2 separate regions of the Homo sapiens genome follow, and region 1 is linked to region 2. A link is an interaction called in ENCODE POLR2A ChIA-PET data of the cell type or tissue named here. Cell type or tissue: MCF 10A. All regions are shown on one strand. Links, peaks and the distances in the headings refer to the core of each region. The heading gives the core; the rest is flanking DNA. Region 1 overlaps CPEB3 (cytoplasmic polyadenylation element binding protein 3). Region 2 overlaps MARCHF5 (membrane associated ring-CH-type finger 5).

Region 1 (2,924 bases), core at 284-2,783, 260 kb after region 2:
CAGAGTTGGCTTTAAACCAATACCTTGACTATTTTAAGTAGCATCAACCTTTATTACCTTTTTACTCAAAGCATCTCCTTTGCTGTCTGCATCATTATAAATATAGATGCAGTGAATTTTTAAAACTAGAGATGGCATTTAAGGGTCACTTACTTCCTGTTTGCAGCCCTTATCCCTTAAGGAGAGTGGGAGTGGGCCACCTGCAGAGCAGCAATGCCTGACCATCAAGTGAGACAATTCATTAAGTGTTGGAACAATGAAAGCAGTAGGGCCATATGAGGTGTGTCCCCTCAGGTTGCAACTTTCTTGTGTACAGTGTGGAAGGTACATGAAGAAGAAATTAACTGGTATATCTCCTTTATCTCTTTTATATCCAACCAACTTTTTCCAAAAAAGATATCTCTTTTGAGAGTTTATATGTTTATTATTGTTGTTGTTGATCTTTGGCGAAGCTTTTATATGGAGTGTTTCATGGGAGAAATACAAGCTTTATAGATTTGATTTCTTCTCACCATCTTAGAGACTTTTTGGCTTGCTTGTGAATAGAAAATATGTCAGTAGGCAACATTTATATTATTTAATTTATCTTTGTTATCCTGTAGATTTGGTACTTTTATCTCTGCTGTCATTTCACTCATCCATAATCTCATGGTCTTTAAGGAAGAGGTGTTTTTGTTGTTGTTTGTAACAGCTTTATTGAGCTGTTTTATGCTATTCACATAGCATACAATTCACCCAGTTAAAGTGTACAATTACATGTTTTTTCGTATATTTACATAACTGTGTAGCCATCACTATCTGTTTTAGAACACAGAGGTATTTTTTTAATCATCCCGTATTTCATGTCTTAAGAAACATAGAGGTGTTTTAATGTACAGCCTTTAAGTCTGCAATAAGATCAACTGCATAATAACAATAGCGGAATGGTGGTAGGGGATACACTTTATTCTCTGTAATTATTCAGCTCATAATATAGAGAGGATCCTACTTATTTAACCTGTGCTCTTCAAAGTTACAGGAACAAAGTAGCCCAGGCTCTTGGGGGAAACTTCTGAACCCTGCTATTACTGTGATTAGAGTCCCTCTTGTTGGAGTAAGTTGATAAATCTACACATCAGCAACGTTTTGCTGTGGCATGTCCAGCCACGGGAGGACTAAGAGAAGTGGAAGAGGCTTCTTCTACTAGGAGTTCCTCACAGAGCTGCTATGATCTTAATTCTGTCACTTTTGCTCAGGAGTCTGAATGGAAGTGCTTGGCACACAGCAGGCACTCACTAATGTGCAGAATCAAGTAGGAGGATATATAGGAGGGTAAGGACTGGAAGCAGCCATGGAAGCCTGGATACTAGACATCTAGAGTCATCTCTCAACTGGACATCTAGCATATCTTCCCCTATGGCTCCCCAATTCACTTTTATCCCATCTCCAAGTCATTTTTTACACAGCAACGAGAGCGAGCTTTTTATACTCATAATTTAATCATGTCTTTTCACTCCTTTAAACCTTTTGATTATGTTCCACTGCCCTTGGGATAAAGGTCAAAGTCCTTAAAATTGCCTAAATGACCCTTCATGTACTATGTACTTCTGCCTTACCACTCACTTCTCCCTTCCTTATCTTGAGCCAGCCACAGCTGGCCTTTTCCCCTATTTCTCAGGGTCATTATACATACGTTGCCTGGCTAATACCCACTTTTCCTTCAGGTCTCAGCTGAATTGTGATATTTTTAAGAATCCTTTCTTCATTGGAGCTTATACGTCCCCAATAGATTGTTGTCATAATACATGTCTACCATTCATTTGTAGCATTAAATGCCAGTATAATGAAATAATGCTTTGTTTAGTGTCCATCTACTCTGTTAGATGATACAAATTCAGGAGGGTAATAACTGTCTTTCAGTGTAACTACAGTATACACAATGCCTGACACCTAGTGGACACACATTAATTATTTTTGAATTAATGCGTGAATGAGTTATTATAGTGAATGAATGAAGATTGAGAGGTGACCCAAGAGGCCAGACACAGTGGCTCATGCCTGTAATCCCAGAACTTTGGAAGGCTGAGCTGGGAGGACTGCTTGAGGCCAGGAGTTTGAGACCAGCCTGGGCAATGTAGCGAGATCTCATTCTCTTAAAAAAAAACCATTTTTTTAATTAAAAAAAAATAGTTAAAAAGAGAGGTGGCTCAGATGGGAAGACCTTTTAAACCATTCTTTCACATATCCAACTGTCCACCAGAGAGCACTTTGCACAGCTTTCTTTTTCTACTTAGTTAAGGACACTCTAAAGAAATTTAGATTTCGCTGTTCAGAATATCAAAAGTGTTTTTTGGCACTTATAATACACCCAAGTTGGACTTAACTTTAGGCATGACCTGGTCCAACCCTCTTTGTTTTGCACACAGGAGAATCTAAGAGAGGTTTGGAAACTTTCTCAAGATCCTTGACAACTGAGGGCAGAGCTGTCTTTTTTGGACGCCCTTCCTGAGCCTTGCTGCTCATCCAGGGCCTCGCACCTATAATCCTAATGTTTTGGGAGGCTGAGGTAGGAGGATAGCTTGAGGCCAGGAGTTCAGCTTGAGGCCAGGTGTTCAAGACCAGCCTGGGCAACATAACAAGACCCTCATCTCGCCAAAAAAAAATTTTTTTTTTAAATTAGCCAGGTGTGGTGACACATGCCAGTAGTCCTAGCTACTTGGGAGGCTGAGGCAGGAGGATCTATTAAGCCCAGGAGCTTGAGGCTACAGTGAGCTATGACTGCACCACTGAACTCCAACCTGGGTTTTGCCACGTTGGCCAGGCTGGTCTCAAACTCCTAACCCTAGGTGATCCACCCACCTTGGCCTCCCAAAGTGCTGGGATTATAGGCATGAGTCACTGTGCCTGGCCTCTGAAACATTTTGTTGTAAATGACACAGATACGG
Region 2 (2,924 bases), core at 274-2,773:
ATATATGGTACATAGTTATATATGCTATATCTATAAATTCATATATTGCATTTCCATGATTAATCACTGAAGATCACCACAGTAGTTCCTTATGATTATATAATTTATGCCAAGGGAAATTTTAAATTTATACTCATAAAATAATAGGCTACAGAATACTTGTGAGCTGTAAGGTCAACTACTAAGTACTTATTAAGCATCTATTGTAAACACATTTTACTACGTATTAAAATAAATGTAAATTATATTTAACACACTAGCTGCTGCCCCCTAGGAGTCTACAATCTAGTTAGGGACAAACAATATACATAAAACAACTGAAAACTTCCAATGCAAAATTAATAAAGATATGATAGTATGGTACAAACTATACAGATGTTAAGAAAATTTTAGGTAAAGATTATGGGGGGGGAGGAGGTAAGGATACAAACAGTTTTTAAAAATTGCTGTTTGTTTTGTTTGTTTTTTTAAATAAATGAATCTTGACCTAAACTTGAAGTCTCTGATGTGAAAAGAAGGCCAATTCCAAGTGAAGAAGAAAAAGCACAACTGAATCAAGGTAAAACCAAGCAGGGCATGCTAAGAAGAGCCTTCTAACTGGAAGTGAAAAACTTTGCTGAAAAAAGTCACCACCACCAATCATCCTTTATTAACACATAAAAACAGCTGGCAGCACTAATTATGCACATACTACATATATGCCAGTTAACTGTATAACACAGTCTTTTTTTCTTTAAACATATGTGTATATTTTTCACATTTTCCATGATGATAATATAATTGTTCTTATTAATAAGAAAAACTGTATTTTAGAAAAGAACAATGAGTTATAAACTTCAGGTAACCATTACCCTGAGGAAGGTAACCTGACATTACCACTGAATTTTCTTCTTCCCTGTATATGAGAAGGTTGTGTATTAGGCTCATTAGGCTGTAACAAAACAAGGTGGGTAAGGATTAGGTTGGGTCTGCTGTGTGAATTGGGACAAAGTGCCATCTCTGGGCCTGAATTTCTGCATCTGTACAATGAAGGTGTTATGTATATCAGAGTTTTTGTAAAAATTAAAATAATTCATATGAAGCTCTTAGTACTTAATGTTACGTAGTAACGATCTTGTGTCAGCTATTATTTCTTCCAGTTCTAAACTATATGGTCACCCCAAAAGGGCAAACGATGTTAAACATTATAGGACAGTGGAGTAGAAGGCATAATCAAAGACAGCAGGTGTCTGAGAAAAAACTTGTGGTATATAGCTCTGGAATACAAATAAGACAATTTCAGGAAATCCTCAGGTGAGAAATAAAGAATAGGTGCCCTTTTCCTTAAAGATCCAGGACAAGGAGCAAAGGAAGGAGTCAAAGGAGCCAAGAAATCTGGCAATGTAAAGGGAAAATGAAGACATCAAGAGAATTTAGATTCTCTTGATAAAGAGCAGTTATCCTCCCCTCCTTTTAAAAAAAGATTGTATAGTTATGTTTTGGACCTGTAATTCAGCTACTTTTATTCATATACAGTGTGTACCCAGAAAGTCTCACACTGTTGAAAGATACTTCTTAAAACTAATCTACTTTTAAGACTTAGGGAGCAAGACCAAACATGATCCAGCAGTAAACAAAAGGAACTCTTATTCTGAAGGTATCCTAGTCATTTGCCTCACAAGAAGGTAACCAATGAGGGCTACAAAAGACTAAATGAAGGGCCAGGCATGGTGGCTCATGCCTGTAATCCCAGCACTTTTGGAGGCCAAGGCGGGTGAATCACCTGAGGTCAGGAGTTTAAGACCAGCCTGGCCAACCTGGTGAAACCCCGTCTCTAATAAAAATACAAAAGTTAGTTGGGCGTGGTGGTAGGAGCCTGTAATTCCAGCTACTCGGGAGGCTGAGGCAGAACTGCTTGAACCCGGGAGGCGGAGGTTACAGTGAGCCAAGATTGTGCCATTGCACTCCAGCCTGGGCAACAAGAGCAAATCTCTGTCTCAAAAAAGACTAAATGAGTTCTCTAACTATAAACTTTGACAACAAAGATTATTCAAAGACTAAATCACTATGGAATAGGACTTAGGTTTTTAAATTTTTCTTTATTTTGATCATACATAGGAACTTCTATATAGCAAAGTAAAAAGAAAACATTTCTCTGAAGGCTAAGTGTAAATATTACTAGAAACTTTTATTAATATGAAGAGAGTACTTGAGTTCTTAAGTCCATATTTGTTTTTTAGGTAGTGAAATAAACCAATGATATATTTTATGAGCAGGCAGAAAAGAAATAGGTTGAGTTCATGTGAGTGACAGAAGGCCATGTGGCTAGAGGAAAAACAATGGGGAGTATTTTTATGGAGTAACTGATACCTTGGGATTTATCAGTCAAAAATATAAAACCCCCATAAAATTGAAGCCATGAAGTTTTAAGTTTGGGGAAAATATATTTCTTACTCTATAGTACCCTTTTACAATCTAAGTATTCTTACTTTAAAATGGTTTAGCCTCCTCACTGATAAAGAAATGTGTATTAAAACTACAATAAGTTATCTTTTCTTAACAGACTGGCTAAAATCTCAGTTTGCTAACACATCCTACTGGCAAAGCATGAGGAAATAGGCACACTCACATATTGCAGGTGAATACACAAAATGATTCAGCACCTGTGGCAGGAAATTTGGCAATACCCAGCAAAATTCTATGTTCAATTTACCCTCTGACTCAGCAATCTCTTCTTGATTGATAACATAAATTTTCTAAGCCAATAAATGAAGAAAGAATGAAAACATTAGAGTGACAATGTTTTGTATTACTTAATGAAACAATGGACCTAGAGGCAATGAAAAATAAATTATCAATCTCTGCTAAAACTAGGTGGAAATGAATAGGCAACTTTACTGAATGGATCAGGCTGATAACACCTATACACACTGATCGGTCTTATC

Evidence for each region. ChIA-PET counts read pairs that join two places held together with the same protein. Peaks named below come from ENCODE experiments on the same cell type or tissue, not always from the same donor. Only the 100,000 strongest peaks of a DNase experiment are listed, where the experiment ranks them.
Region 1: POLR2A ChIA-PET joins it to region 2 with 5 read pairs; 5 of 35 experiments call an interaction of 5 or more read pairs at or near these places.

What each region holds. Positions count from the first base shown.
Region 1 is chr10:92,073,337-92,076,260 of GRCh38, reverse strand. The region is part of intron 9 of CPEB3 (cytoplasmic polyadenylation element binding protein 3); the gene reads left to right. Among named protein-coding and RNA genes, the nearest start is that of BTAF1, 150 kb to the right of the region's middle. RefSeq lists an enhancer at 1-590. In MCF 10A, for the core only: a CTCF peak has its summit at 1,912 (motif pointing left); no DNase peak of the experiment used is centred there.
Region 2 is chr10:92,328,917-92,331,840 of GRCh38, reverse strand. All of the region lies in intron 2 of MARCHF5 (membrane associated ring-CH-type finger 5), which reads right to left. Among named protein-coding and RNA genes, the nearest start is that of MARCHF5, 39 kb to the right of the region's middle. In MCF 10A, for the core only: no CTCF peak of the experiment used is centred there; DNase peaks (open chromatin) are centred at 1,730 and 2,620.